Linked DNA regions of Homo sapiens: regions 2, 3, 4 and 5 are each linked to region 1. The links are chromatin loops, found by intact Hi-C in ENCODE. Cell type or tissue: dorsolateral prefrontal cortex. All regions are shown on one strand. Links, peaks and the distances in the headings refer to the core of each region. The heading gives the core; the rest is flanking DNA. Region 1 has its middle 33 kb from the start of RASSF6. Region 2 overlaps RASSF6 (Ras association domain family member 6). Region 3 overlaps RASSF6 (Ras association domain family member 6). Region 4 overlaps ANKRD17-DT (ANKRD17 divergent transcript). Region 5 overlaps ANKRD17-DT (ANKRD17 divergent transcript).

Region 1 (6,501 bases), core at 768-5,767:
CTCCCAACATGTTTCTGCAAGCAACGTTCTGAACAAGGAAGCTAATATAGGAATTTTTTTCTGGCATTATCAGTGGAATTGAATTCAATTGCATAGTCAGGTAGTCTTGCCTGTCTGGTGACATTCAAATGGACTCCAAGGAGAGGGGCCTGTAGCCCAGGAACTGCGGCACTCACAGCCTCAGACCAAATCCCTTCTTCATTCTTGACTTCTCTGTATTTTAGTTGTCCAATCAGATGAATGGGGATAATGATGAATATAGTAATACCTACTTCATAGAATTGTTGTGAGGATTAAATGAGTAAACACAGTAAATGTGTAAAGCCTTTAGAACAGCTCCTGGCACAGAGTAAGTATGTGCAAGTGTGCAGGTGTTAGCTGGTGTTATGATGCCTGAAGTGGCTGCCAGTTTTGCCCTCCCTCCTTCCAACATATACACTTGCACACCCACATGTCCATATACATATATAAATAGAAATAATGTGTATATATATATATATATATATATATATATATATATATATATATAAGCACACAAGATTTTTATGATCTTGTCAGGAAGGATATGTTTTCAGGGTGTCGTATAATTGAAAAGACTTTGAATTTAGTAAGTTTTCAAATACCATAGTTATTTAAAACAACAGACAAAAGGAAGAACATGTTTTAATTTCTACAGCATCTTTCTAGGATCTAGTGTTGTTTCATAACAGTTAGTGCATGAGGTGGAAAGGAGTGGGAGAGGATTATTTTGGGGATAGTTCTTCTTCCCTTTCCTGATATGTGTAAACATCAATCCACATCAACTTTACCAGTTGTCCCGTGGCCCTGGCACCCACCCCAGCAAAATGAAGCCCTAAGGAGAAATTACAGAAGATAGCAGGGAGGGGGGTTGAGAAGCCAGTGTATTCCTTGTGCTTCCTGTGTCCAGACTAAGGTCCCGTGACCACCTTTGCTTGCAGAAGGCTGAGCTCTCCTGAGTAAGAACTCAAGTTTTTTTCCAGTCTTCAGGTTTCTGAGTAATTTTGCCTTTGGGTACACAAGAAGGGATTAACGGACACATTAGCACCTCTTCTCCAAACTCCACATCAGCTGTTATCCGAAACAGCTCACATTTCCATTGCAACCTTACAGCCAGAGGGTCACCTTGTTTCCTGTCAATCTGTCACTGTGAGGATCTGTTTTTTTGCCATTCTTTTATGAAGTTGGAGAACTTGAGGCTGCAGGAGCTTGTGCTCAGTTTTGTTGAAGCTGCAGTTCCAGCACACATATCAACCATTTCTCATTTTCATACATGTTACTACTTGAGTCCTATTTGTGGCTCTCTACATTGCCAAATTCAACACATTTTCTTGGCCACCACTGACATTTGTCATGTTCCCAACTTTCTTTGCTCTAATAATTTGTATTTCCCTAGAAACCCCTATAAAAGGAAATGTTGACACTCATGTATGAGTGAAATGTGGGCTCTACCTGGGGTTAATGGTAACCCCCATATTTCACTGACATTTGTTCCTTAACTACATAGCACGAGAAGTCAGTCCCCAGAAAAATCCCTTCTAAGGTTTTCTAGATTCTCCTGGGAGATTTCAACCCAGTCCTCCCATATTCTTCTCCCTGCCCCCCATCTGCAACATTTTAGGCCATACCAATTCCTCTGCTGTTGGGTTTCTTTATGGAAAAGCTCATATCCAAGTCTGAGACAAAGGTGTTTTATCCTGAGGCTTTCAAAACTGTGAACCCTGGAAAGGCCCAAGTGGTCCATACATCAGTGAGGAGAGGGTTCCCGCTTCCCTTGTGCACATTGCTACCAGGCCCAAATCATACTGCTCAAGTCCAAGGCCTCAGAGAGTTCTTCCTGGAGAAGAAAGGTCCCTCCTCTGCCTCTAGCACTCCTTCTCTTCAGTCAAAAATCTGTTATGCATCTAAGAAATAAAATTGAGATGTCTGGCTTCTGGTCTGGCATGTAAAGAGCTTAGAATTTGTTACTTTGTCCTAACAACAGGTAAAAATCTGAACAAACTGAACAATCAACAACTCTTCTTAGAGAAGTGAAGTCACAGAGTAAAGTGCTGCTCCCAAAATTTGAGAGACAGATAGGCAGACACAGGGAATCACAGCTTACCTAAGCAGAAATCTACTAGTAGAAAACCACCTTGGGCACCTGTGCTGGGTATGGAAACCTGAACTGCATTGATGAGTTGCTGGAGGCTCAGCATGGACAAGCCTGGGAGTTAAAAATCTGGGGTAGGGGACAGTCATGGGGAGGTTCTCACTTTCTGTGAGTTTTAACTCTAGGAGCTCCACCAGGTTCTTACAGTAAATGTTGGAGAAAACTCCACTCATGCTTCCAGGAGAGGAAGGGGAAATATACCAGAGCATCCTGATGTTGCTGGTTCTGGAACCAGACTTTGGAATAGGGTGTTGACCACTGTTTGCTGCTTCTCTTTTCTATGGCTTGACACAAACCACTTCTGCACCTTCACTGCTGAACTCTGTGCCTGTGCGCTGGCCTGCTCGCCTTCACATTCAGGGACCCTGCCATGGCTGAGAGTGAGGGCTACACAAGAATGCATGGCAGTAAGCTGAAGTCTCATCCTTCCCAGCTGAGCTTTGCTTCTGCAACTAGGAGAACTGACATTTCCTCTCCCTTGGTAGTGGTGATTACTCCATAGAAGCACCTGTACCAAATAATTGATTGAGCTAATTCATTAATTCCTCAGATGAAGAGAGGGAGGGAACTAAGACAGGGAATGGGTTAAGCCAATAGTTCAGTGTGCACATGGAATGCTTACTAAAAATGCAGATTCCCCACCACTTCCACCATTGCCTCACAAGAGTCCTGATCTCTTAGGTCTATGGTAGGTTAAGAAACAGCATTTTAAAGAAACACCCAGATGATTTAAGCATAGTAATCAGAGGATCCACTTTGAGATATATTTGATTACATACTTGACCCAAGTTTGCCCAGAGAATGGCATACAATAAATATAAATCATGTCTGTCTTTCAAATATGTTCTTGCACTGTGCACAAGCAATATTTAGGCTCCGAAGAGGCAAGATCGACCAAATGACCAATTCTCTTTCAACTACAACTTGCTGTCTCTTTGCGAATGACTCTGGTAAATTCTTGAGGTGAGTTATGTTTTGCTGTGCATCTATTTCAGCCACTGTTATTTAAGAAAAGGATAACTATAGGCATCAAAAAATATAATAGCAAATTGTGCTTTCTCTAAGGCAACACATTTAAAAACCATATAAATCCAAATATATATCAAATGATGTAATTTAATTTGATGCAATTCAATACATTACAGCACAATACAGCAAAACACAATGTAATGTAGTACAAACCGCACTGCAACTTCAGTGCAGTGGGGTTAACGCAGTCCTCATTTCAGGTCTTGGGCTGCAGCGCCCTCTAGTGACGTAAACTTTTTTTTTTTTTTTTTTTTTGCGTGTTTGTAGTGGCTACAGCTGCACCTGGCACGGAATAACTGTCAACAAACAGCCTGTTCAAATGGGAACGAGCTGAGGCCCAGCTGACTCCAATGTTATATGTCAACAGAAATTCTAGATTAACAGATTTTCCTGAGCTGCCACCTGACCTAGTGATAAAGTAACTAATTGTGCTTTTCATAGTATTAACTGTTTTCACTACATTCTTTTGATTTGTGACAAATAAAAGAAGAACTGTAATCAGCTTGATTTTTTAGCCTGCAGAACAGGAGGCTGGAGTGACAATACAAGGGTATTAGAAACCCTATGAAGATTAATATAAAACAAATACAAATAGAATAGACAATAGAATATAACAGAAATAAAACACTGTATCCTCTAATATACAGTCATCTCCTCTCCATGGTTGAAGAGCAGCTGCTCCTTTGCTATTTGGAGACAGCAAGGATAATGCTAATAATAAGAAATCCTTATTTTAAGAAATATGCATGCGTACTAATAATTTATTGAATACCTAGTATGCTTCAGCCTCTAATGAAATACAGGGACAAGCATGCTAACACACCTTAAGCCATTTTTTCTGCATGTGGGCTCCTTTTCCTTTCTCACACACTTGCTGAGGGTAATAAGGGCTTTATTGAGGTCAGGTACTGTATTAAGCACTTTATTACGCTGTTTTCATTTAAGCCTTATAATCAACAAATGAGGTAGGTATCGCCATCACGATTTTAGGATACTCAGACTGAGTAAGTGTCAATAACAGGTTCAAGGTAATACTGCAGGTAGGCAGCAGGGCATGATTTGAACCTGTTAGTCGGCAGAGTGGTGGGATAGATTGAGGATTTAAAAGAGCATAAAAGTTCAGAGGAGGCTGTTTTGTTGTGGCATCAGCTGGGGAACTCATTAAATAATGTGTTATTTCTCTTTAATGTGAGCTCCCTACTGTCATCCTTTTCTCTCTCTTCCTTCCAGTATTCATAGAGCATCTCCTTTCCGTGCTATTCACTGGTAACAAACTCTGAAGATACAAACACAGAAGGATACTTTAGTGAGATACTGATTTCTGTTTCCCCAGATGTTTTTCCTTTTTGGATTCCCAGCTCTTATGTTCCCTTGTCTGAGGAGAGGTGGAAAATAAGTTGCTAGAGGCAACCTTCATTTGGCTTTTTGCTTTCTTAAAACATAAGGTATCCAAAAAGTTGTACTGAGGGAGGAAAGAAGGGGGAAAATACAGAGCAGAGCTTTGAAGCATAAGAAGAGGTAAGAGGAGACATTTCCTCAGAATGTGAATAAAACAGTGTCAGTGGATCCTGAGGGTAGCAGTGCCTCATCCCCTGGCAGCCTCTTGGAAGGATAACAAGGAGGTATTAGTACAACTAGCAGTCATAGACATGGGAGCTTCCAGTCTTAGAAAAGGCATCCAAGGCTCAGGGTTCCATATAATTTATTATCCAAACAGGGCCACTGTTGAAAGTGAAAGGAGATGCTATTAATAATTATGCCCAAATAATAGGTGTCAATAGGAACTGTCTGGAACAAGCTGGCACATATGGTCACCCCGCCTATGATCTTTTTGACTCAGAAATAATGGAGTCCCTGCCTTGAACGTCCCTGCCTTGAGTCCCTTGAGTGTCCAGGCGTCTTTGAACAATGAGAATTTCAGATTCTACTGTGTTTGCTTTTCTTTTTAGAAAATATTTTAGAAAATGATTCTGAAATTTATATGAAAATGCTAAGTATATCAAACAAATCTTTGAAAAACAGGAACAAAGATGGAAGACACATTATTTGATTTTAAGACTTACTTATAAAACTACAATATAATCACAACTATGGTATTGGCAAAAAGAGAGATAATAAAAAACAATAGAGTCCAAAAATAGACTAATATATTTATGATCAATTGATCTTGACCATGGAGAAAAGAAGTATTTTAAGCATTGGTGTTGAAACAATTGGGTATTCTATATACAAAAATAAACTTGGATCACTATCCTGTATTGTATACAAAATTAACTAGAAAAAGATCACAGAGAAACTAAAACTGCAAACATTTCTAGAAGAAAACACAAAACCTTGAGTTAGGCAAGGATTTAATAAATAGGATACAAGAACCACAAATCATAAAATTAAAAACTGAATAACTAGATTTCTTAAGCATTAAAAACACTGTAAACATTAGGAAAGATGCTTTAAGAGAATAGTAAGTAAAGACTGGGAAAAATAATTACCAAACATATATGTGATAAAGAACTAGAATATATACAAAATTCTTATAACTCAACATTAGTAAACAAACAACCCATTTAAAAACTGGGCAAAAGAATTGAGCAAATATTTTACAAAAGAAGGCATGCAAATGTCAAGTAAAGACATAAAAAGATGCTCAACATCACTTGTTATCAGATAAAAGCAAATAAAATCTTAATGCAATATTAGTGTGCTCCCACTAAGTTCACACAAAGACTAGGATGAAAATGGTCATAGCAGCTTTACTCATAATAGCCCCTTTACTCATAATAGCCCCCAATTGGAAACAACTCTAATGTCTAAAAAATATTGAATAACCAAAGAAATTGTTGTATATCCATAGAGTGGAATACTTTTCAGCAATAAGAAAGTAGACTACTAATTCTCACAACATAGATTAATCTTAAAACGTTATTCTGAGTGAAAGAAGTCACATACAAAAAAACCAATGTGTTATATAATTCCAATTATAAGAAATTCTAGAAAAGGCAAAACTGTAGTAATAGAAAGCAGGAAGAATGGCTGTCAGAGGCGGAGGGTGGTGAAAGATGTCTAACTAATAGGAACACAAGAGAATGTTTTTTGTTTGTTTGTTTGTTTGTTTGAGACGGGGTCTCACTCTATCACCCAGGCTGGAGTGCAGTGGCACGATCTCAGCTCACTACAAACTCCGCCTCCCGGGTTCAGGCCATTCTCCTGCCTCAGCCTCCCGAGTAGCTGGGACTACTGGCGCCGGACACAACGCCCGGCTAATTTTTTTTTTTTTTTTTGTATTTTCATTAGAGACGGGGTTT
Region 2 (6,501 bases), core at 972-5,971, 60 kb before region 1:
TTTTGTTATGAAAGATTTCCAAAACACTTGTGCCAGATATGAGAGATCAAAGTACTGCCCATAGAATTGTTTCCATAAAGAATAACAAGTGGTCAGAGCTCAAAAAAACTGATTTTTTAAAAGCTTCTTCACTCCAATTAAGCTGATACTTCCTCTGTGTGACTCATTTCAAACATAATTAAACTAATGTGACAAGACCAATGATTCCGTCAAAGAGAGAACTGAAAGACACAAGATTATAGCCCTTCCTGCAGCTGAAGTTCTATTGTCATTTACCCCACGTTTACCCACTGCAGATATAAAATCTGTCATCCTGCAAGAGCAGAGGTGTAAGTTTTGCCTAGAGGTGCCCACTATGGGAAAAAGAAAATAGTTTAAAAGTAAGAAAACAGTAAATTTCTTTTCACAATTAAAGGCTGAGAATTAAAATAGATGTTATCTTAAATGAGACAACCAGAGGGAGGGTGTCTAGAACTGGATTGAAACAACAAAAGTGATACCTTAGGTGGCTATGCACCCCATTAGCGAACCAGAAACCAGGGAAAAGCCACTTCAAATTGTGCTGTGCCTTCCTGCCTGAGTGTTCAGCTGGCTCCCAGGAAGTACTCTTGGCTAATTAATGACAACCAAATCTAATCTTGCTCTTGTTTGCGTGTGGTTCTGTGTGTATGTAAAAGGAATGGGATCTTTTTCTGCCAAATGTTCTACAGTTAATCTTGTTACTGGAAAAGGACAAGCCAGTCAAGGTTTCTAGGTAATTTTTCTCCACTTTAAACAAAAAGAGCCAATTCCTGTTTGCTTCACAGCAATGTACTAATAAACAATGCAAAATGTAAATGGATCCTATAGCAGGTGTATCATGAGGATATTATTTTAGAACCTGTGGCAGTATATGGAGAGGCATATTACCTTGTCCACCTGGGCTCTTGAAACTCATCCAAAAATTCAGAATTGCTAGGAACAAGTGTTTTAAATTTGAGAAGTTAAAAAATATCATGGTTAATAATAATATATTGCATACTTCAAAAGAGTTAAATAAGAGAATTTTTTATATTCTCTATTCTCACCACAAAAAATGATAAATATTTGAGATGATTGATATGTTAATTAGCCTGTTTGGTTCATTCTGCAATGTACATATGCATAAAAACATGTATCCCACAAATTTATAGAATTATTATTTGTCAATTAAAAATAAAATAAAACTTAAAACATATCTTGGTAAAGCCATACAAAATAATGATGGTTTAAGGTGATACTAAAATTACCTTACTTCATTTCTGTGGCATTTTCCTTTAATGTTTGATATTTATTACATTTTCATGAATTAAAAAATTAAAATGCATCAAATAGATGTGACTGCTCAGAGAATTTTGCAATGAGGTCTTAGGTAATATGAAGTATGGTAGTTAATTTTATAAATCCGTATCTTGTACAGTTTTCGGAAAGCAGAGCCCAAGAGTAATTTTTCCTTTTAAATGATGCTCCTTGTCATTTAGAATCATAAGCCCCATCAGTCATCAGGTACCTGAAGTGAGAAATGTGGGGCTCTCTCAGGCTGCTGGAGGCTGCTGCCTCCCTTCCGTTCTTCCTTAGGCCCTGAGCCCTAAGCTCCTTGGCAATCCTTAGCTTGGATGGGAGACGAGATAGATAGAGGGACTAAGTAGTGACAACAAAGCAGAGGTAATTTAACCACAGGCTTCTGGGGATTTTGCTCTATACTATGGTTTGAATCTCCTCTTTGTGCCAGGCACACAGTTGGGCACTGGGATGAATAAAGCAAATAAAACAAAGATGAATAAAGCACATTCCCTACCACCGAGAAGCTTGCACTATAGACAAGGAGATAAGTATACAAAAATACAATTGACTGCATGTGTGTCAAGTGATATAGAAAAGTTTTCAGTGAGCCTCGTATAGACTGAGGGGTCAGAAATGGCTTTCTGGAGAACATGTTACCTCACCTGCGTCTTAAAGGACTGGTGGAAGAGACTCAGGCAAATGGATGTGGAGAAGCAGGGAGACTTCTAGGCAGAGTCAGGAAAATTAGAAATTGCATGAAATGTGTAGGGAATTACAAAACATTCAGCATGGCAGTAGCATAATTTTTGAGAAATATTGGCAAGGTGAAAATCATAGTCGGGCTTAAATATTTTTTCCAAAGGAAAAGCAGACTTCTGTCAAGGTGATAATTAATTTTCCCTAGTTGTGGCCAAATATTACATTGGGCAAATTGTCCTGGCAGCTCTTTCTCCATTGCCTCCTCTGATAGAATGCCAGCTCATCTAACAATGGATGCGAGGATGAATGGTGGGAAAAGAAGGCTTGGTATCTCAATGTATATACACAGTGGGTTGAGCTGGAGAGGTAAGGACTAAAAAGGAAGAAGGGATGGAAAAAAAGGATGAAAGGAACTTTTATACAGGTATGTTTCTTGCTGAGAATATTTATTAATTTTTCTGAAACTTGTAAAGGGGTAAGGAAAAAATCAGCCCAACCTGGATATCCAAGGGACACTTGCATAAGCCCACACAAGGGACTGTTTTGTGCATTTATTTAACTTCAAGTGCATTTCAGGGTGCTCTGTTGAACAGGATTGGGACAATCAGATGGAACATCATTAAGTTTCCTTGGTAGAAAGCACAATGAGCCCTTTGTTCCAAGGAAAGAAGACATTTAGATTTTATCCTCTTATTTTGGAGACCAGGCCAGGGTAAATCAAATTCTGACTTTACATTTTGCCTTTTCCAATGAAGGAATGCAGTCTCCAGGAGAGAAGTAGCAGAGCAGAGGAGTCAAGACCACAGGCTGTGGACCCCAGACAGAAGTAAGGCCCAGTCCAGTTCTGCCACATCGTAATTGGGGATCTTGCACAAATTAGTTAATCTTGAAGAGCCCTAGTTTCTGAACACCAACTTCATTGAGTTGCTGGGATTTTTTTTTTTTTTTTTTCAAAGTCTCACTCTGTTGCTCAGGCTGGAGTGCAATGGCGCAATCTCGGCTCACTGCAAACTCCGCCTCCCGGATTAAAGCGATTCTCCTGCCTCAGCCTCCCGAGTAGCTGGGATTACAGGCGGCTGCCACCACGCCCAGCTAATTTTTGTATTTTTAGTAGAGACAGGGTTTCATCATGTTGGCCAGGCTGGTCTCGAACTCCTGACCTCAGGTGATCCACCTGCCTTGGCCTCCCGAAGTGCCGGGATTACAGGTGTGAGCCACCGTGCCCGGCCATTGCTGGGAAATTAAATGAGATTGTGTGTAATCAGTTTTACACAAGCTTAAGTTTCCCTCCTTAAGAGTGCACGCAATAAAACTAGATATGAAGATCATCTTCTGAGGAATTAAAAACATGAAAGATAGCTTACCCTTTGCTGGAGAAGACGTCTGATGACTTCATACTAGTAAAAGAAGAGAATGGCTTCTCATCTTGTATTTTTAGCTGTATAGGTCGTTTTACTCCCCAGAAAATGTCCAGCATTCCTTCAACAATTAGTTTGCCATCTTCAGTCTAAGGAAGAAATGAATAATCCCCCAATTGTTTTTGTATTATTTATAGACGGTAAATGTTTTAACGAAGATGTAGAAATTAAGTGCGTAAGAAACCTAAATAGATTAAAAAGAAACGCCAGGGTTGTTGTTTGGCTTTCCAATTTATCTACAAAGCAATTCTATTTTTGAAACATTCTTTTATTTTTGAAAACAGCTATACCCAGCAAAGTGAGTAAATCATAATGGTAATGGCATGTCCACCAGAGGGCACAGTATGTCAAAATGCTTTCTGAACTCTGATTCTTCCATTAAGTGGAATTTTAATTCTCTAATTTTGTTTAATTTAAAATTAAAGCAGATTTAAAAATTATGCTGAACTAGAAATTAGAAAAAAACATCTATTTAAAGATTTAGCAGCTATTTCCTCATTGCTGAACAGAAAAAAATTTAACTCACAAAGTTATGCAAAACAAGTAAAATAACACGTGTGAAAACACGCTGTAAAAATTCAAAACATAGATATATTTTTTGTAAAAACAATAGCATTTGAAGAATTTCTTTAAAATTAGAAATACTGTAGTATAGCAGAAGAAGGAGACAAATTTAACATAAATTTTGTGGAAAGTTTTGAATTAAAGCATAAATAATCATTATATATATGAAAGTGCTTTTCCAATGTTAAAGTAATGTTTTCTGTTATAGAAACTTTGGAAAATGTAGAAACTAACAAAAGTCATATGCCAGCCACCCAATACCTATTTTAACATTCATTAACTATTATTAATATTATGAAGAATCAATTGTTAGACAACATTTAAACACTCAATTCTTATTTGAGAGCATAATGAAAACTCCAGACTCTGGAATCAGACAGACCTGTGCTCAAACCCTGGCTCTGCCACTTCCTAGTTGTGGCCTTGGACAAGTCACTGGCTACCTTTAAACTTGGGCTTTCTCATGTGAAAAACAGACATTATGATAACCCCTAATTCACAGCGCCTGGCATTCAATAGGTGCTCTATATTACTGTTTATTATTTCTTTGGCTGATAAACTTGCTTTGGAATCACTCCTGAAACAAAGTTTTGCACTTCTTCCACTTTTGACTTTACATTTCAGATTACTAAGAGGTCAGGTTACCAATCAGTTGTTTTCAACAATCAAACACAATTTATTCCTTGAAATGACTGTATATGATATAGATTATATAGTTAATGGTGGACAGCATTCTTTCTCTGCCTAACTAGAACTCAATTAAGCCTTTGTATCAAAAACTTATAGAATCTCTGAAAAGAAAAACAAAACCCACTACTCTGCTGAGGTTGTTAAATTCTTCATTGCTATATCTCCAGCTTTTAAAATGGTGTCTGGTACATGGTAGACATTCAATAAATATTTGTTTAATTAATTGATTAATTAACCAAAGATGAATAAAGCCACATATTGTCATCCAAGGACTGCCCCTTTTAAACAGTGTCAGAAGATTTGAAAAATTCTGAATTATGACTTTATTGATCAGTGTGTAAAGATTGAAAAGTCTGGTAGCCTCACCGTACACTTCACCTCATACAGTTTTTAAAAATTATATAAAACATGAAACTATTTTAAAAAATTAAATAACTTTTTTTTGTTTGTGTGTGTGACAGAGTCTCGCTCTGTCACCCAGGCTGGAGTACAGTGGTGTGATCTCAGCTTACTGCAATCCCCACCTCCTGGTTCAGGTGATTCTCCTGTCTCAGCCTTCCGAGTAGCTGGGATAACAGGCATGCACCACCATGCCTGGGTAATTTTTGTATTTCTTTTTTAGTGGAGACAGGGTATTGCTATGTTGGCCAGGCTGGTCTCGAACTCCTGATCTCAGGTGATCCACCTGCCTCGGCCTCCCAAAGTGCTGGGATTATAGGCATGAGCCACAGCACCTGACCTGAATAACTTTTGTATTATAAATGGAGCACTGATGTACAGAATTGGAAAGAATATGCCTCAACTTAAATGTTCATAACACAAAAACTCAAATATTTACCTAAAGGAAACAAACTTAACATCATGAATTTTGTGGAAACTTTTGAATTAAAGTATAAATAATCATTTTCCTAGTTTTACTCTTTTCCTAAATTTTATATTTTTATAATTGTATATATTAAGATTTAAGATACAGGACAATGTTGAAATAATTTAAAATTAGGCCCACTTCTTTATAAAGAGATTAGTTATTTAATTCAGTATATTATTGAATTTGGGAAAGTAACTGAAATACCCAATTGAACTAAATCATTTAAGCTCAATAGGAAAGGCCAGAGTGCTTTGTAAATTTCCTTCTGTCCAAACTGTAGATTTAAGCCAAATCATGGTCGCCTAAAGTCCATGCTGTGCCATGAAATTAAATCAGGAGTAGAAAATTCTAATGTCCCCTTTGGCCAGGAAGATATTGTAAATATGTAAAGTGAGCTCCATCAGAATACAAGGCTGAGTGAAGAGACGTGTGGAGAATGAAACACTGAAATTAAATAAAAAGAAAAAAAGTAAACATAAGGCCACTTTGTACAGTAGCCTGCCAGTGGCACTCCTAAAAATGCTTTTGAAGAAATAAAGGACGTTCAAATAGCAAGAGAGGAAGTCAAACTATCCCTGTTTGCAGATGACATAATCTTATATTGAGAAAACCCCATCGTTCCAGCCCAAAAGCTTCTTAAGCTGATAAGCAACTTCAGCAAAGTCTCAGGATACAAAATCGATGTGCAAAAGTTGCTAGCATTCTTATACACCAACAACAATCAAGCCAAGAGCCAAATCCCAAACAAACTCCCACAAAAAGAATAAAATACCTAGGAGTACAGCTAACAAGGGAAGTGAAAGATATTTACAAAGATAACTATAAGTCACTGCTCAAAGAAATCAGAGATGACACAAACAAATGGAAAATCATTCCATGATCATGGATAGGAAGAATTAATATTGTTAAGATGGCAATACTGCCCAAAGCAATTTGTAGATTCAATGCTATTCCCATTAA
Region 3 (6,501 bases), core at 780-5,779, 80 kb before region 1:
GACCCTAACCAGGGACTAGAAAATGGGAATGTTTCAACAGAAAGAGATGTGCTAAAGTGTGCAGTGTTTCAGGGAAGGCTGAGTGATTTAGTTTGGCTGGTTTTAAGACAAAAATGACATAGCTGTGGGCAGTAAGTCTTAGTAGAAGATAAGGCTACGATGGTGGTTGGGGAATATACTGAAGTTTAATTATAACATAGCTAATATTTATCACATTCTTATGTGCAAAGTGCCAGGCTTTACATGTGCTATTCTTGTAACTCCCCCAACTGTCCAATGAAGTAGGTACTATTATTCCACTTAAAAATGAGGACACATTTTAGAATGGCAGATTCGGGAAGCATAGTTCGGGGGAAGCCACAGATTATGGTGGTTAACTGTATGGCTTCTGGAGCCATAAGTTTAAATCCTACCTATTTCTTCTACTAAAAACCTTGGCAAATCTCCTAACTGCTCCATGGCTTACTTTCTTTATCTGTAGCATGAGGTTGAAAGAATAATTTCCTTATGGAATTGTAATGAATATTAAACGTAGTGCCCAGCAAATAAGTTGTTATTAGTTTGAACAATATGAAATCATTGCCTTTGTAGGTCAAATATTGGCAATTTCAAATGGCTCAATCTAATAGGTATTAGATGTTATTAATTTAGAAGACAAATGAATGTCATTGAAAGGTTTTGCCCTCTGTAACTACATCCTATTTCTTGTTCTTTCCCATATATATGCCTCCACCTAATAGTTATACCTGCTGTCTTTATCACTTCATCAATTGCATTGCAAGGGGCTTCTTTCCCCTTCAGTTTCAAAAACCAATCTAAATAGCCCTAAACCAAATTAAACAGTAATGACACCTAACTGAATATTTCATAGTAGAGCCAAGAGATAATAAAATATACCACTATATCAGGGAAAAACATATATATATATATAATGTTTAATATTTTTTCAGCTATGGGACCAGACTTGTAATAAGTAATACATACATATGGGGAATTTTATAAAAATATTTCAGATAATTCCTTCACTCATTCATTTATTCTTTCATTCACTTATTTATTCAATCAATTTTTATTGAGCACATCCTACGCACAAGACACAATATTAGGTACAGAAAAGCTATAAAGATAAATGTGACACATTCTTTACCATTAATAATAATATATATTATCTAAAATTTAATTTGAGCTAATATATAACTGACAATGAAATATTTGGACCACCTAAAACAAGGATAAATTATTCTGTGACAAGTTTATATTCTTGCATTATGCAAAAATGATTCGAAAATAAACTATTTTTTTCCCAGAAATTGTATGAGCTATACATTGCTATGTAACAAATTGCCCCAAATTTAGCGGCGTACTACAACAAACACTTCTTATCTCATACAGTTTCTGAGGATGAGGAATCCAGAATGGTTTCCTTGGGTTTTCTGGCTGAAGGTCTCTCATGAAATTACGGTCAAGCTATTAGACAGGGCTGCAGTCATCTGAAGGCTTGACTGAGGCTGGAAGATCTACTTCTAAAATGGCTGTTGACAGGAGGCCTCAATTCCCTGCTGGCATTTGATAGAAGGTCTCAGTTCTTCATCATGTAGGTCTTTCCAGGGCTGCTCAGGACATGGCAGTTGACTTCCCCCAGAGCAAGTGGTCCAAGAGAGAGCAAGGAGGAAGCCACAGTGACTTTTATGACCTACTTCAAAGTCTCACAGTCTCTTCCATTTTCCTGTATTAAAAGTAAGTCCCTAATTGCTAAAAGAGTACATTTTTAAATGTTCTCACCACAAAGAAATTATAAGAGGTTATGGATATGTTAATTAGCTTGATTTAATAATTCCATAATGTATACATATATAATAATATAATATTGTACCCCATAAATACATACAATTATTATTTGTCAATTAAAAATAAAATAAAAAGACGTAAGTCACTAAGTCCAGCCCATTTTCAGGATGAGGAAGATTAAGCTTCATCTCTTCAAAGGAGAAGAATCAGACTTTATGGATATAAAACTACCACAGAAGTGATGTTAATGTCTCATTTGAATAATTGATTTGAAATTTTTTGCATTTGGTAGAACTCTGTGCTTGCATGTGCTTGTTACTTTTTTGTTCATAAGTTTTAAATAATAACTTTACTATTTCCTGATGTAAAAAGTAACAAATATAAACTATAGAACACTTAATACAGATAGGGAAGTTAGAAAAACATGAATCACTCATAATTCTACAATGCAGATATAGCCATTTTTAACATGTTTTTATTTCTTGTGTGTATATATATGCAAATATTAGTGTTCACACACACAAATACATATATATATACACACACATACATATATAATATATATGCCTTAAGTACATAATAAATATTTTGGAACATGTGTATGTGTATATTCTTATTTAGATATATAAGAATTTACCCCTGTAATTAAAATTACTTGGAAACAGAATTTTAATGGCTACATAACAATATACAAATAAATGTTTATTTCCCTCTTTTTTTTTTTTTAGAGACGGAGTCTTGCTCTGTCGTCCAGGCTGGAGAGCAGTGGCGCCATCTCGGCTCATGCAACCTCCGCCTCCCGGGTTCAAGCGATTCTCCTGCCTCAGCCTCCCGAGTAGCTGGCATTATAGGTGCCTGCCATTGCACCCGGCTCATTTTTTGTATTTTTAGTAGAGGCAGGGTTTCACCATGTTGGCCAGGCTGGTCTCGAAATCCCAACCTCAAGTGATCCACCTACCTTGGCCTCCTAAAGTGCTGGGATTACAGGCGTGAGCCACCGTCCATGGCCTATTTCCCTCTTTCATCTTTTAAAATAATTTTCTGAACATTTAGGCTTTTTATTTCCTTTTGTCACAATAAATAACAATATAAAACATATCTTTGCAGAATGTCTTTGTATCTCTGGTTATTTTCATATGATAGGATCTTACAAGTAGAATTATAGGATAAACAGACTACTAAATTGCCTTCAAGAAAAATTATATCTATTTGTATTTTTACCAGAAGTTTGAGTCCCCATCTCATGGTGATTTATTGAGTATTTAATGTTATCATTTCTTAATCTTTGCTAATAGGCCAAAATGTGTATTTATTTATTTATTTTACTTTGTACTTCGGTGGCATGTCAGTTATTATTTTACTGTCTCTCAGCTCCACATTCACTGTTGGTTGCCCGCTCCGTGAAAATAGATATAGACTCTTGAAATGTTTCCTTTGCAGCTTGCATGATGGCATACTTTGTCAGTAGAGGGCGCTGGAGACACACTGCAAGAGGAAGGGGTCTTTCCTGATTCCTCCAGGCTGACAGGCCAGGCTACTGGAGAGCAGGCTTTTTTCCTTCACTACTTTGCCTGGAGTGGTTTCTGCAGTGCTGGTTGCCTGTAGGGTGCAGCTTTCTCCAGCATTTCTCCACTTGCTTCTCTAGCTTTTGCTTTGGGCAGTGGTGGTATAACCTGGAGCCACAGTGCAAGCCGGTCCTGAAGCTCCAATTGCTGCTCTCCATTTCTTCTCTTCAGCTGGGTGCACACTCATACAGAGGACCCTGCTGGGCTGGCCAACTACTGAGCCACTTGCCTGAGCTTTGTCTTGTGCAGTCTCGTCACACAAAGTTATGCTAGGTTCCTGCAAAGTAGGTCCCTCCGGCTCCTAATCCCAACAGTGCCTCGAACAGAACCCGTGACTCCTTCTTTGTGCTTACCCTTTGGCAAAGCCCCAAGTCCCTCTGCATATCTGCCCACCTGCCTCAGCTGGTCCACACCTAGGGGGTTGGCTGTACCAGCTTGTCCAGTATCTGTGGTCCTGCTCTGGCCTGGGCAAGCCAGCAAACTTCTCTCCAGTGGGCTGCAACCACACCTTCTCCAGTGAATTCTGAAACCCTCATTCCTGCCTTTCCTTGTTAGGATTCTTTCCCTCAGCCTTAGGGTACCTTCTCTTTTCATCTTTATTATTATTCTCCTATCATAGCTTAATTATTATTTATATTAAACTTTCCCTGTTTAAATTACTACCTTGTTTCTGTCTTCTGATTGATACAGACTAACACAGTTGTTCACTGTTAAGATACGACTTTTTTCATATACTTAGTGGCCATTTGCATTCTCTCTTCTGTGATTTTTCTTTTCATATCTACCTTTTTTTTCTATGTAAGACTTGGTTCTTCTCTTATACATTTCAGTCTATTGAAGACTAACCTTTTGTCATGTTCATGGCAGGTACATGACACTAGTTTTTTATAAGTATGTTGAATTTTAACTATTACATTTGCCTCATTTAAGTGAGATGAGACTATTTTCTTATTAATATTGACAGGTGAAAGAATAGCGATGCAAGCCTCTGGTTTACTCAGTAAGAGAGACTTCTTAGGCTTGAAAAGGCCATAGCACACTTTCACCTTCAACCAGTTTAGGTTTGGTAATACTGAGAAGTAATGCCTTTGTCTTAAAAATGTTTCATATTTTAATATTGTTAATCTTCCAGTTGGGTTTACTGCATATAATCTCATTCCTTAGTACATGTAATATGATCAATTTACTACAATGCTTATGAGGAATGCAAATGGAATTAGTTTACAGAATGAAAGAATGTTGCATATAATTCCATTTTAATACAGAATTTATAAATAAAATCATAGTTTATACTTATAGCATTTCTTCATTTTTAGTGTTTTTTTTTCAAGTGGGTTAAACAGATCTGTGAGTACCTTGAGAGTTGTCATGTAGAATAAGATGCTAAGAGGGCAGAGTTTGGGATTCCCTATGTAACTTCAGCTACAACAGCCTTGCTTTATCCATTGTATTCATTCAGCAACAAATAGGTATTTGTGGGCCAAGTCTTACTTTAGCCGATGTAATATGTCTATGTGATATAAACATTTTTTTGAAAAATAAATAAAGAAAAAGTTCAATTAACTTAAAAAAGAGCTTAAGAAAAGCTTTGAACTGATGAAAGGTCTTTCATCAGCAGAAGAGAGAGAATAAAAGGGCTGGGGGGAGGTTCAGAAAATTTCAATTAGGATTTCTTAACAGAGTCCATAATTTTTCCTTTCCAAAGGCCAGACAGCTCTGATGTTACAGATAGTCAGAAGTCAACAGGCCATTTAAGATAGTCCTAGATTTTATGAAAATGCCAGAGTTTTCAAGAAGCTACTGTCACTATCAGGTAGATTCCTTGATGGTGTAAGACTGTATTTCTTTTTCATTCCAAGAACTGGCAGCTTCTTTTTTCTGAGTCATTTCTGAATCCATTGATTATGTTTCAGTTCTCTTGAGAGTCCAAGCTAAATGAAGTTTAAACTGCTTATCTGAAGACACCATTTAAATTTGAGTTCATTACATGGTTTACTATAAAAGCTATTTGGCATATGCAGTATTCAAGCTTATTTCAGTTACTGAAACTAAACTCAAACTCATTTTGTCCAACTGTGAACCCTAATTAACCTCATCACTTCAAAAAGAAATGAGCTTTTTTTGACATTCAATTTTCTACGATTCAAGTCTCATATATGTTCGTATAAATGCAAGTACAGAACTTATGCATTCATCAAAGAGTAATATCTCTGAGTTTTTTGAAATGTTTTAGCAATAGAAGCTTGTACTGCTAAACTGTTGTCTCTGTTTTTATTACTAGTTTATTTTGAAGACATTTCAGTATAATCGCCTTTTCTTTATTGAATCTGAAAATGAGAAGAAGAAAGACTATTAAAAATTGGACATATTTTGTGCATTGGACATATTAAAGAACGGAGTATCCAATGTGCATGCTCTTGACTTACTTTGTTACTATTCTTTGAATCTCTCTTTTCTCTTCTTCATTTAATCTTTGAAGAATGGATTCCAAGAGAGAAAAGTGAAAGTTAATGTACTGAGCCACCTAAGAAAGAAGAAGAAGAAAAAAAAAAGAAAGCAGAACAATTATGCAAGAGGTGCTGAGTCAGGAGGGAAGCAAAAAACAGATTCAGGGTGATGGTATTCATACATCACTGCTAATTTCTTCTGCATCTTTATCCATGAGGAAAATGCGAGCATTCTTTTCAGAAGGTCCCTGTAGGAGCCTCTGCAGTAGCGGAATGTCTGTCTTCTTTAGTCGTCTTTGTTCTGCAGTGAAAACAAGAATCAACCACAATCAGAAGTTCATGCTGCAGGAAAAGAAGGAAGATAATTTTCCAATTTATTTTTCGTATTTAACTCACTTTGAAAAAAATAACACCTGCAACAGGAGGCAATTACTCAAAAAAGCAAATTGAAATTAAAACTTAAATGAACTTCTTTCTCTTACTGTATCTCAAGTTTTGATTAATGTCTCAAAGAACTCAGCCTTCCTTTGATTAGAGTGTTCAAACAAATCTCCGGTCTGATAGGCCTTTTATAAAGCAATATGCCTCAATAATTATTTAGGTTTCATTCCACCATTCCTTCATCCATACAACAAATATTTATTGGTTCTTTCCAAGTTGAGTTGATGTAATTCCATCTTTCTGGTTCTTCAGGTCCAAAA
Region 4 (6,501 bases), core at 870-5,869, 340 kb before region 1:
GATTCTCTGCTCTCCTTTGTGTGTTCCATCTTTTCTTCTAATCTCTCTTGTCTTTTCACCATACTGAGTCAGTTTAGTGCTAGTCTGCACCTCCCTCTAGAGTATGAAAATAGCAGTCACTTTTCACATTTTGAGGCAGAAATACTCTTCCTCAGAGGAACTTGATTAGTGCCTCCACAGTTCTGCTTTTCAGGGTTCAGCACCAAATTCTATTTTTGTCAGCAGTCCTCTTTGTCCTACCGGCTGGCATGGAAGCTGAAGAAGCCACTGAATCTGAGTCAGGCTCTGCTTGACACATTTAGAACAATTTCTCTGAGATAACAGTAAACAACAGAGAATTGTGACCTAGGAAGTTAAAATAAACTGAAGCAGCTCTCTAGAAAAGTGAGGAGACAGTAAATAAGGCATGAAATAAGGAATGAATGTTGCTAATTGTGTCTATGGGTACATCATATCTCCAGTCAACCTTCAAAACACTTTGAACTCAAATAAGCTGTAACATTTGGTTAGTTTCTATGCTCCTCATTCATAACATGCAAAAATGTGAATTCAGAATTAGTGAAGATTGTCTGCTTTTTGCTTGTTTCTAGAAACATTTTATTGTGCAGTGAGTTTTACCTCAAAGCTCTGGGATTTATTTGCAGGGATATATATATATATATATATATATATATATATATACACATGTGTATAGCATAGGCCAACATAAATAGACAGAGATAGACCAAATCTCAAGAGATTAAAGAAGATATGTAGGACAAAACACTCTTAAATATACCAACCTCCCACCTCCATTCTCAAATACATGCACGTCCTTGGTTGTCTTTCCTTTACCCCTACTTTTTTGGGAATACATGTAAAGAAAACAAAAAGAAAGAAAAATATAAACCTGTTGTAAAACACAAATAGGTATCAAAGGAAGAGCTGAGTTTAAAAATACAGAGATTGCTACCGATAAAATGCATAATTTTGGATACCAGTGGTTTCACCTACCAAGTTGATGGAAAAAAAATGCATTTTGCAATAAGTTAAGGAAATACATTTGAGGAGCCTTATACAAAAACCGTTTCCACTGTCTCTAAACAGTTTTTAAATGATTCATGTTAAAATACTTCACATATGCTCTGACTCATATAGATAGTCTTGAGCTAACATTCTTTTATCAGCTGGATGTTAATGCAAAGTTAGATTATATTAACTTTTATTTTAAGCATCACATTATATTTTAGTTCTTTGTGAGCCTGGAATCCACTAAAATCTGCCAATCTTTGTCACATAATCGTTATCCTATAACTCTGAGATTGAATTTTTGAACCTAAGAATGGAACTTTTTATTAATGACTGCCAAGTTTTATCTCATTTACTTCACTTCTTTATTCTAGTCAGTTGAGGCAATCATTTTGAATCTTGGCTGTCATTGGTCATATTATTTACTGCAGGAATTATAAAACTTTCTCTGTAAAAAGCTAGTAAATATGTTAGGCTTTGTGGGCTATGGATCTTTTTTATATAGTATTCCTTTTCTTTTATTAAATAAAATACAAACAATTCTTTTAGTTGTAAAAACCATTCTTAGCTCAAGGGCCATACAATGACAAGCCTCAGACCAGATCTGGCCCACAGGTTGTAATTTGCCAACCTCTGGTGAACTGTATTAGTTATCTGTTGCTGTGTAACAAATAGCCCTACCATTTAGTGGCTTAAAATACAAAATATTTTATCTAAATTGTGGTTCTGGAATCCACGGCATTGATTTGTCTGGGTACCTCTGCCTTGAGTTCTTTCCCAGGATATAATAAAGCAGTTGGCTTGGGCTGCAGTCTCATCAGAAGACTTGACTGAAATAGAATCTGCTTCTGAGTTTCTCATGTAGTTATTGGCAGGATACAGTCCCTAACGGACTGTTGGCCAGAGGTCCCCCCTTGCTTCCTTGCCAGGTGGGCAGTTCACAACTTGGTAACTAGATTACATCACAGTTGGTCAGCAAGAGGAAGAAAAAAGAACTTGCAAGATGGAAGCCACAGACTTTTTGTAACCTAATTTCAGAAGTGACGCCCATCACTCATGCTGCATTATATTGATTAGAAGTGAGTTCCTAGGTGCAGTTCACACACAAGGGGAGGGGATTTCACAAAGGTGTGAATACTGGAATGGCAAGAATGACTGGAGCCATCTTAAAGGCTGCCTACAAAACCTATCCACCCAAAATATTATACAACTTAGAAGAAACAAGTTTTCAATTTGTCCAAGTTTTTGATAAAAACATCCAAGAAGGGGTGTTCATGACTGACTTTTGTGGCATGCTTTTTTTCCCCCAAGATTGATTCCAGTCCATTAATACTATGAATATTGCTGATTGCCTAACTGCAAATTCTCAGTGGTGCTATCATAAACATTTTGTCATCATATCCTTGGAAATCTTAAGAGACATTTTTGTCAAATTCATTTTAACAATCATGCTGTTTCTGCTTCACTGGACAGGTGAAATTAAGTTAAACTGAGTCTCAAGGACTGTCTTGAAGAATAAAATAAGTCATAGCAGTACTATAGCTCAAATAATGTCATAAATAGAGAGAACCAGTTTTATCTGCCTTGTCTCCATGACAGGAAGTTTTAAGACTGTTTGCATCCTATATGAGCCTCAATTTTTTTAACCAACTGGTAAAGCTGCCTTTTCCTCCACTTCCATATATGCTTTTATAGAAAGATGTATATTTTCTTAAGAGATCAAATCAGGGATGAATTGGACTTTACAAATATTGTAACAGTAAATCGCAATCATAATTTGATTCAAGGATCTTTCAAAATTAGAGAATACCAGTTATTGATAGCTGCTATCTAGATAGCAACAATATACCATTACAATGTTTCTACTACTTCAAAAAAAAAAGTATAATGCTCTAACCCAAACTGCCAACAAAAGTACTGTCATTTTAAATGCTGTGTCACTCAAACTTCAATCTAACAACCTACGTTTTGCAACTCTTTCCCCCTTAAGCAATATAATTATTACTACCCATTGGGTGTATAATATGAGTGACATGCTGCACTAAACAACTGTATTACGATCTTCTCGTTAATTCTTCTTAACAACTCTGGCAGGTAGGTACTATTATTATGTGCATTTTACAGAGATTAAGCAACTTGCCTGTGGTCATCCAGCTAGTAAATGATGAAGCAAAAGTTTGAAGCCTAGTAGCCTAAATTGAGCCCTTTCTTTTCAAGCAGAGACACAAATGTAATATTTGTTTATTTAAGAACTGCTAAGGAAACTTTTCCTAGGAAACATGGTTGAATGATTCACATAAAGTATAGTTAATTTTTTTTCAGTTTGAAGCCACTAGATGGCAATATTTGCAAATTTTGTTTTTCTTTTTACTTAAGGTGGAAAAGTAACTCCACAGTATTAGTGACTAGTTTTCTGTGAAGAAATTATTTATCTTTGATTTGCCAAATATAACTGTTATTTGTAGGAAGATTTTTCAGTGACATGATGTAATGTGACCATAGCAGTTTCAAGTGGGACAAAAATTGGAGTGTTATCTGCTATTTCATTTAATTTTTGTTTTACTTTAGTTTGAGGTTGAAGGGAAGTTCCTAGAAACTTAAAATTTCTTCCTGGAGGTCCTCCCTCATGCTACAACACTGCCATGAAGTCCTGTTTGTTTAATATCAAACATGACAAACACTTACTTTTCAGAAAAATAGTGTGCTATAACAAGCTTTAGTGACTTTAAAAACATAATTTGTATTGCCTGGAATGTACCCCTCCTCTTTTACATCATACATTCCTGTGTATCTTTTAAATCCTAACTTACATATGTATCTTTTTCCTCTGTGATGTCCCTTCCACAAGCACAGGCAGATTCTTCTAACAGTACCACCTCAGTCCCATACCATTTGAGGCTTTGATACATTATACATGTCCTAATGATATACATTTGTGTTTATCTTCACTCTCCTTTGGGAGCACTTCAAAGGCAGTCTTTTAAAAATTCATATATGGAGCCGGCCGCGGTGGCTCATGCCTGTAATCCTAGCACTTTGGGAGGCCGAGGCGGGCGGATCACGAGGTCAGGAGATCGAGACCATCCTAGCTAACACGGTGAAACCCCGTCTCTACTAAAAATAAATTCAAAAAAAATTAACCGGGTGTGGTGGAGGGCGCCTGTAGTCCCAGCTACTCAGGAGGCTGAGGCAGGGGGATGGCATGGACCCAGGAGGTGGAGCTTGCAGTGAGCTGAGATTGCACCACTGCACTCCAGCCTGGGCAACAGAGCGAGACTTCGCCTCAGAAAAAAAAAAAAAATCATATATAAAACTCTCAGTTTCTCAATACCTAAATAAAAAAAATCATATTAGCATATCACAAGCTATTTATCTAATCCTCTACCGATGACATTTGATTTCTTTTCACATGTTTGCTTTTACATACAATGCTTCAAAAAAGTCTTTGTTTTTGTCTTGCACGTGTGTGAGAATTGCATTAGAAATTCTAGAGATCAAATTTATGCATAATAGGGTACATATGGTGCACACAATTTTAATCACACTTGACATTTGTCATTCATTTTGGCTGCTCGTCAACTAATATGCCTATGTTTTGGGAACTTTCCATTTTATGAGTATGGTGGGAGGCCGACCCTGTTTTCCACTATAAACACTGAAAATGCCAAATACTTGCTTCGTGAGCTTCCTTTGCACCTAGGATGTGGGCACATGGTCTTGTTTCTCTGCTTGAAATTGAGAGCCAATGCATCAGAAGAGAGGACTCTGCACAGCTGTGTTGATTGTTGCAGCAGGACTAAACTTTGTATCAGTAATGGAAGCTATGCTATTAGTGGCATTTAGTACACAGAGCCAGTTCTGTGTGCAGTGCAGGTTGCAACAACTTTTGTTTGGTGAAGGCCACAGTGGGGTTCTCATTAGATCATTTCTATGGTGTGATTTTGAGCATAGTTTTTGGTGCAAAGCCCTGTCCCTAATTGTCTAGGATTCCTAATGATTCTATGAACTACCCCCAAATCCTTGTAATAATGTCCTATTCTGCTTCATCAGTTGAACTTGGTTATTTTTTGTTTCTAGCTAAAAATCCTGACTCTTATAAATTGGTATCAGGAATGGGCTGGAGGTGTTGTTTCTAAAGACGCTGAACAGCTAAATAAAAAAGGAATGACATTCTCAAAATTCTAATTTAGGGCATAGATTGAAAACCAGCTAAAAGAATATCTCCTTTCTTGCAGCCACAGGGTTGAGATAGTCAAAGATCAAATTCAAAGTTTAATTATATAGGTTTCCAAATTCCAAACTCAGCTGAATTCACAGTCTTGTGTAGTATGTGAAAGTAAGAGTTTGATAATGAAAGAGTAGTGTCCCCCCAAACTAAAATGGGATACATGAAAGGATTTAATTTGATTGACTCAGAAAATACTGATTCCTCTTCATAGAGACTCCCTTGCCTCCAGGAGCGCTTACCTTCATTTGACTCATGAGATTGTTCTTACCTTGCTTTACAACCCTGTCACAACTTTACGTAAGGAAGTCATATTGCAGGAGGAAGCCAGTCCTCTTCTTGCTCTACTCTTAACACTTATTATGTCTAGACCAATAATGAAAACCAGATCCTCAGCTTGAACTTGTATTAGGGGAGTGATATTATAGCATAACCCCCAGGATGATAAAGCTTGTACTTTAAAATAGTTTAAGAAAAATATTATTTTAGTTCAGTGATGAAAAGAAGATTTGGTTAATGTATACATATAAATAAGGGAGGAATGTATTTTAAGACGTAACTGAAGTTACCAGTATGGGTAACCTTGTCAGAAATTAGTCTTTTAATATCCTAGCTTAAACATATGGGAGTAGTTTTAATTGTTTTCTTGTTTGGTTGACTGAAATCCAGACCATAGCTCATATGAACAGAAATGGACCTGCTCTAGAGAAGAAAAGATATTAATACAAGAGTTAAAAGACTTGGGTAGAAATCTTAAGGTAGAAGTAGTGGATTAATTTGTTGTTTGCATTCTGCTCTCCTCACTCCTAATAAAATCCCTCAAGAGGGTTCAAGAGATAACCTCTTCACCAAATCTGTTAGAAATAGATTAGACAGTAGTCTGGGTGCAGTGGCCCACTTCTGTAATCCCAGCACTTTAGGAGGCCAAAGCAGCAGGATCACTTGAGGCCAAGAGCTTGAGGTCAGTTTGGACAATATAGTAAAACCTTGTTTCTGTTTTAAAAAACAAACAAACAATTTGAGAGTCTTTCTGAGCTACCTGTGGCTCAGGTAGCTGCCCAATAAGCAACAACAAGAAATACATTACATGGGCATTGTGGCTCATACCTATAATCCCAGCACTTTGGGAGGCCGAAGCAGGAGGATTGCTTGAGGCCAGGAGTTTGAGACCAGCCTAGGCAACATAGCAAGTCCCCCATCTCTATGAAAAATATAAAATTAGCTGGGCATGGTGGCTTGTACCTGTGGTCTCAGCTACTTGAGAAGCT
Region 5 (6,501 bases), core at 935-5,934, 310 kb before region 1:
GAATACTGCTGCTATGAACATTTGTGTGTGCGTTTTTGTGTAGATACGTTTTTATTTTTCTTGGGTATATACCTAGGAGTGGAATTGCTGGATCATGTGGTAACTCTGTTTAACCCTTTGAGAAACTGTCAGACTATTTTCCAAAGTGGCTACCACCATTTTACAGTCCCATGAGCAATATATGAGAATTTGAATATCTCCACATTCTTGCTAACATTTGTTATTGTCTATCTTTTTTCAGGTAGTCATCTTATTGGGTGTGAAATGACATCTGGTGGTTTTGATTTTCATTTCCCTGGTGGCTAATAATGTTGATCATCTTTTCAAGTGCTTATTGACCATTTGTATATCCTTTTTGGAGAACTATCTATTCACTTCCTTTGCCCATTTTTAAATTGGGCTATTGTATTAGTCCATTTTCATGCTGCTGATAAAGACATACCTGAGACTGGGAAGAAAAAGAGGTTTAATTAGGAACTTACAGTTCCACATGGCTGGGGAGGCCTCAGAATCATGGCGAGGGATAAAAGGCACTTCTTACATGGTGGCGGCAAGAGAAAAATGACAAAGATGTAAAAGGGGAAATCCTGATAAAACCATCAGATCTCATGAGACTTATTAACCTACCACAAGAACAGTATGGGAGAAACTGCCCCCATGATTCAAATTATCTTCCACTGGGTCCCTCTCACCGCATGTGGGAATTATGGGATTACAATTCAAGATGAGATTTGGGTGGGGACACAGAGCCAAACCATATCATTCCACCCCTGGCCCCTCCAAATCTCATGTCCTCACATTTCAAAACTAATCACGCCTTCCCAACAGTCCCCCAAAGTCTTAACTCATTTTAGCATTAACCCAGAAGTCCACAGTAAAAAGTCTCATCTGAGACAAGACAAGTCCCTTCTGCCTATGAGCCTGTAAAATCAAAAGCAAGCTAGTTACTTCCTAGATACAATGGGGGTACAGGTATTGGGTAAATACAGTTGTTCCAAATGGGAGAAATTGGCCAAAACAAAACAGTTACAGGGCCCATGCAAGTCCAAAATCCAGTGGGGCAGTCAAATTTTAAAGCTCCAAAATAATCTCCTTTGACTCCAGGTCTCACATCCAGGTCACACTGATGCAAGAGGGCCCAACCCCACGCAGAGAGCCAACCCCACATTTCCCTTCTGCACTGTCCTAGCAGAGGTTCTCCATGAGAGCCCTGTCCCTGCAGCAAACTTCTGCCTGGCCATTCAGGCATTCCCATACATCTTCTGAAATCTAGGCGGAGGTTCCCAAACCCCAATTCTTGACTTCTGTGAACCTGCAGGCTCAGCAGCATGTGGAGGCTGCTAATGCTTGGGGCTTGCACCCTCTGAAGACATGGCTCGAGCTCTGTGTTGGCCATTTCAGCCATGACTGGAGCAGCTGGGACGCAGGGCACCAAGTCCCTAGACTACACGTAGCACAGGGACCCTGGGCCCTGCCCATGAAACCATTTTTTTCCTCCTAAACCTCCAGGTCTGTGATGGGAGAAGCTCCTGCAAAGGTCTCTGACATGCCCTGGAGACATTCTCCCCATTGTCTTGGAGATTAATATTTGGCTTCTCGTTACTTATGCAAATTTCTGCAGCTGGCTTGAATTTCTCCTCAGAAAATGAGATTTTCTTTTCTATTGCATTGTTAGGCTGCAAATTTTTCAAACTTTTAAGCTCTGTTTCCCTTTTAAAACTGAATGCTTCTAACAGCATCCAAGTCATCTGTAGAATGCTATGCTGCTTAGAAATTTATTCTGCAAGATACTCTAAATCATCTGTCTCAAGTTCAAAGTCCCACAAATCTCTAGGGCAGGGGCAAAATTCCGCCAGTCTCTTTGCTAAAACCTAACGAGAGTCACTTTTGCTCCAGTTTCCAATAAGTTCCTCATCTCCATCTGCAACCAACTCAGCCTGGACCTTACTGTTCATATCATCATCAGCATTTTTGTCAAAGCCATTCAACAAATCTCTAGGAGTTTCAAACTTTCCCACACTTTTCTGTCTTCTGAGTCCTCCAAACTGTTCCAGCCTCTGCCTGTTACCCAGTTCCAAGGGAGTTCTCTGACCCCTTGCACTTCCCAGGTGAGGCGACGGCCCACCCTGCTTCAGCTCGCCCTCCGTGGGCTGCACCCACTGTTTAACTAGTCCCAATGAGATGAGCTGGGTACCTCAGTTGGAAATGCAGAAATCACCCACTTTCTGCATTGATCTTTCTGGGAGCTGCAGACTGGAGCTGTTCTTAGCTGGCCATCTTGCCAGCCACCTTGGTTACTGTAGTTTTGCAGTAAGTTTTGAATGATCAACTTTTTTCCAAATTTGTATCAGTTTTGACATTTGCACATAATTTGTTTGGATTATACTTAACAGATGTTTGGTATTAATATGTGCTTATGATTTGGAATGCTATGGTTAGAGACAATAAAGCATAATGGTTTTGGTCACAAGTGCTGAGTCCAAGAGACCTGGATTTGAAATGACTGTACCACTTACTAGATGTATGAACTTCTATAATCCTCCCTCAGCTTCAGTTTCCCATCTTGAAATGGGAACAATAATACATTAATGGACTTTTCAATTTGTATTGCATGTTCATCATGTGTGTTCAGTGGTGTTTTTAGTGGTGGTATATTGGCTTCTGCTCTAAGAAAATACTAATAAACTTCTACTTATTTGGAGCTTATTTTGCAATAAATATGAGAAAGAAATAAAGCCAGAACAATAGAAAAGTAAGGCAAAACTGCCTGTGGAGTGGTGTAATGAGGAGGAGGCAGAAAGAATCTATGCATGTTCCTTCTCCAGGAATTTAAGAAAACTTCTTTCTACAGTAATTCTTTTAAAATAGTTTAAATAGTTGATCTGCTTGCAAAGGCTTGCAGACATCAAGGAATGTACTTTCTAAGAACTCCTTGGAATCCTTTTAAAAAACTTACTGACTGTGGGATTCTATAAGACAGAACAGGGTAAGTTTACATTTAACTGACTTTTAGCTCCTAGAGCATAATTTGAGTTGTATTAAAAACATTTTTTAAAGCATAAATCTGTTAAAAACAATAGTAAATAGCAAGAGTTCAGAGGACATAAGCTAAGCATTTTCCAGCATGTAGTAACCAATATACTAATGTTAGGCATTGGCACTATTACTGTATTGAAAAAAGGGCTTGGGCTCCATTTTTTTTATATTTGGAAAAATATTTGTTAACAATTTTCTATTCTATGCTACTCCTGGGAGGAAGCTTCAAAGGCCTCAGCCACAAGTAGCTCTAGCTCAAGCAAAAACAAAGCATGTTGAGAATTGTGAACAATCAGTGATGCAACACAAGGTGGTGCTCTTGTCCCAGTGAGTGCTGTAGAGCCTTGTTAGGGCATTAGGCAAAGGATGTACAACTCCAAAAGATTTGGTTGGTATAAACGCCAATGGGGATCTGCCGGACAGACTGAACAGCTGACTGGGGGGCACAAAGCCAAAGGTGACTTTTCTTAGAATGTAGACTGGTATAATAATGCAGGGGTGCAAAAAGCAGCGTAGCAAAAACCTAAGAAAGATAAGAACGAGTGTCTGTGCTTTACAGTATATTTATTACTTGCCCTTATTATTCATTTTAGTCTTAATAACAATCATCTTTACACTGCTTTGCCATACACTTGCCTAAAACAAATGTTAGATAATGATATTTCTATGTAGAAATAATGGCTTCCCATGGTCTTCATGATAAAATCCTGCTTTGTCTCCTGGCAACTTTCACCCCTTCTTCAGGACTGAAATGTCTGAAGTTCCTGAAATGCATCCTTCTCTCTTGTCTCTGTGATTTTGCACAAGTTGGTGTTCTACCTGGAACTTTCTTTCTCCTTTCATCTTCTTGGACAATTCCTGTTCCTTCTTTCTGGGTTAACACAGCTATCACCCCCTCCTAGGCCTTCCTTAATTACCTCCACGTAACAGGAATGTGCGCATTGAAGCTATTAATAGTATATGTGAAGTACTTAATAGATGTATTCACTTAACAAATGGTATCTACTGTTTTCATACAAGTCCAATAGTTTTAGTCTATGTACATATCAATCATTTTTATGTATTTATTTATGGGTATTTACTATTTTCTAGATCTTTTGGTCACTTATGTCTTTATTAATAACCAGACTGTCACTTCATATTCTCAGTGTAAAATCTTCCTTTTTATACAGATGATATTTTATGTTTTGTTTACAGTATGCTTCCTGATTAGTTAGTTGAATAAGTAGTTTCTCAGTCCTCATGTACAAGGTGCTGTTCTAAACACTGAAAGTATAGGACATAAAAATGGATAGCATAATGGAGACACCTATTGTCTAGTGATTCTTAATATTTATTGTTCTTTAGAATTTTAAGATTAAATTGCATCGTTGCTTTGGAGAGAAAACTGATAATGTTTTTCCTGGTTTACAGCTTTTTTTCTGCTATGAAACAGCTTGTTTTATGCTATTTTCTAACTATAGTTTATATTATTGATTTTAAAAAGCATTAATGCTTGCCCATAGTAAAACTGTTAGCACATTTCTGCTAATTAACACTGCCTTAAAGGATCCTATTGATATTCATCATTATATCTTTGGATTAAAAAAACACTAGAGGATACTAAGGTCAACCATAAAATTTGTCCCCTTTTCAAGATCTTATTCAGAATTGTGAATGAAGGCCTTTTAATAGTCAGGGTTCTGGCAAGAATCCGAGGGCCCATTCGAACCAGGTAATTTGAGAAGAGGACTTTTTTACAAACCTGCAGGCAGAGTTTAGAAAACCCAACTATGCCAGATCTAGCAAGATGGAGAGACAGTATTATTTCTTTTCTTTTCGTTTCTTTTCTTTTCTTTTTTGTTTTCTTTTCTTTTTTTTTTTTTTTTTTTTTTTTTGAGAAGAAGTCTCACTCTGTCACTCAGGCTGGAGGGCAGTTGTTCGATATCGGCTCACTGCAACCTCCGCCTCCCGGGGTCAAACAATTCTCCTGCCTCAGCCTCCCAAGTAGCTGGGATTACAGGCATGTGCCACCATGCCTGGCTAATTTTTGTACTTTTAGTATAGATGAGGTTTCACCATGCTGGCCAGGCTGGTTTCGAACTCCTGACCTAGTGATCTGTCTGCCTCGGTCTCCCAAAGTACTGGGATTACAGGTGTAAGCCACTGCACCCAGCCTGAGAGACCGTATTATTTCTAGGCCTGAAGAAGCAAGGGGAGAGAGCAGATACTGTAACACAGAGTGGGTGGCTGTTTGGAGATAACTGCCCAACCAGAGCTGAAGCTTCCCAAAGAGAGACCAAATGATTCACAATGACCCAGCAGGCAGGGAGCAAGGAAATTAACAGTCTTACCTCATTCTCCTATCAACCCCAATCTGCCACCAGGCTTCCCACTGACAGAACCTCATGGAACCTAGAGGGCAAGGGATTCAGTAGACACGGTCCATGCAGGTCAGTTTCCTGTAGCACAGACCAGGGTGGAGAAGGGTGTGGTGTGGATCTGGCGAAGTGAATGAAAGAAACTCAGCACAGGCCTTACGTTGTTCATAAAGTGGAAGACTCGGCTATTGATTTTTTTTAATTAAAAGAAATATGAATTTATCCCTACACATATTTGTCATGTCTACAGATCAATGCCTTTTTCATGAAAAGTATCCTTTCTTCCTATTTTTTTCTTTAATTTATTCAATTAATATTTATTGAATCCTTCTTTGAGCAGGTGCTGAAGATACAGAGATAAAGACACCATCAGATGGGGATAAGAGAAATAATCAAACCATCACCTTATGGCCTACTGTAAGCGTGGTGAATTAGGGGGAAGTGCAGGGGACAATGGGAGCTCACAGATGAGGTAGCTACTTCACCTTATAGATTGTCTGAAAGGCTTCCTGGAGGAGGTGATTTGGGCATAATCCTTGCTCAGCTTAATTGTTTGGTCTCTATTCCCATGTTGAATGTATTTTATTACCATTAGGAATGCAAATTTTGAGGCACATCTCTGAATCTTGTCTTTAAACAAACTACCAAATGTGGATCACCTTATGAAACAGTATGTACATTTTTATGGTATTGAAACATATTGCCACATTGCCTTCAGAAAGGTTGTATACTATTAATATTACCATAAACAGTGTATGAGGGCACGTTTGGCACACACTTGCACTATCACTATGCATTATGTATTTTGAATATTTTCCAATTTTGTTTGCTCCTTTCTGTTAGCTGGCTGTTTGTGTCAGCTTCACCCTAGCAATGGCTTTTTATGTTGAAGAAGCATTTGGTTCCAATTTCCATTTTCTTTATATATTCCCAGAACTAGCCTTATTTTGCCATCCCAGAAATACCTGCAGCTATGGTAGTGTTCTGTCCTCCAATGTTTAAGTTCCGACTTCTTTCACGATTCATTATACTAATCCATTTTGTTTATGTTGGAAGTTTTCTTTATTATATGTTCCAATAATCCCACATTTCTACTTTGTCTCTA

What was found. A loop is a pair of places that touch in the nucleus more often than their neighbours do. Peaks named below come from ENCODE experiments on the same cell type or tissue, not always from the same donor. Only the 100,000 strongest peaks of a DNase experiment are listed, where the experiment ranks them.
Region 2: a loop joins it to region 1, with 2.8 times the contacts of the local background. A loop is called at or near these places in 40 of 110 quality-filtered maps.
Region 3: a loop joins it to region 1, with 4 times the contacts of the local background. A loop is called at or near these places in 38 of 110 quality-filtered maps.
Region 4: a loop joins it to region 1, with 3 times the contacts of the local background. A loop is called at or near these places in 64 of 110 quality-filtered maps.
Region 5: a loop joins it to region 1, with 18 times the contacts of the local background. A loop is called at or near these places in 36 of 110 quality-filtered maps.

What each region holds. Positions count from the first base shown.
Region 1 is chr4:73,650,419-73,656,919 of GRCh38, forward strand. No RefSeq gene overlaps it. Among named protein-coding and RNA genes, the nearest start is that of RASSF6, 33 kb to the left of the region's middle. In dorsolateral prefrontal cortex, for the core only: CTCF peaks have their summits at 3,393 (motif pointing left) and 3,596; a DNase peak (open chromatin) is centred at 3,503; H3K27ac peaks cover 483 bases.
Region 2 is chr4:73,590,086-73,596,586 of GRCh38, forward strand. It overlaps RASSF6 (Ras association domain family member 6), which reads right to left. Exons shown (of 11, transcript NM_177532.5): 4 at 3,366-3,508. Among named protein-coding and RNA genes, the nearest start is that of RASSF6, 27 kb to the right of the region's middle. In dorsolateral prefrontal cortex, for the core only: CTCF peaks have their summits at 3,759 (motif pointing right) and 3,958; no DNase peak of the experiment used is centred there.
Region 3 is chr4:73,570,631-73,577,131 of GRCh38, forward strand. RASSF6 (Ras association domain family member 6) reads right to left here. Exons shown (of 11, transcript NM_177532.5): 9 at 5,983-6,101; 10 at 5,780-5,877; 11 at 920-5,680. The coding sequence ends at 5,605. Among named protein-coding and RNA genes, the nearest start is that of RASSF6, 47 kb to the right of the region's middle. In dorsolateral prefrontal cortex, for the core only: a CTCF peak has its summit at 3,242 (motif pointing right); a DNase peak (open chromatin) is centred at 3,261.
Region 4 is chr4:73,308,327-73,314,827 of GRCh38, forward strand. All of the region lies in intron 3 of ANKRD17-DT (ANKRD17 divergent transcript), which reads left to right. Among named protein-coding and RNA genes, the nearest start is that of ANKRD17-DT, 52 kb to the left of the region's middle. In dorsolateral prefrontal cortex, for the core only: a CTCF peak has its summit at 3,330 (motif pointing right); no DNase peak of the experiment used is centred there; H3K27ac peaks cover 668 bases.
Region 5 is chr4:73,338,219-73,344,719 of GRCh38, forward strand. All of the region lies in intron 3 of ANKRD17-DT (ANKRD17 divergent transcript), which reads left to right. Among named protein-coding and RNA genes, the nearest start is that of ALB, 63 kb to the right of the region's middle. RefSeq lists enhancers at 868-1,369, 1,370-1,869, 5,088-5,589. In dorsolateral prefrontal cortex, for the core only: a CTCF peak has its summit at 3,361 (motif pointing right); a DNase peak (open chromatin) is centred at 3,363.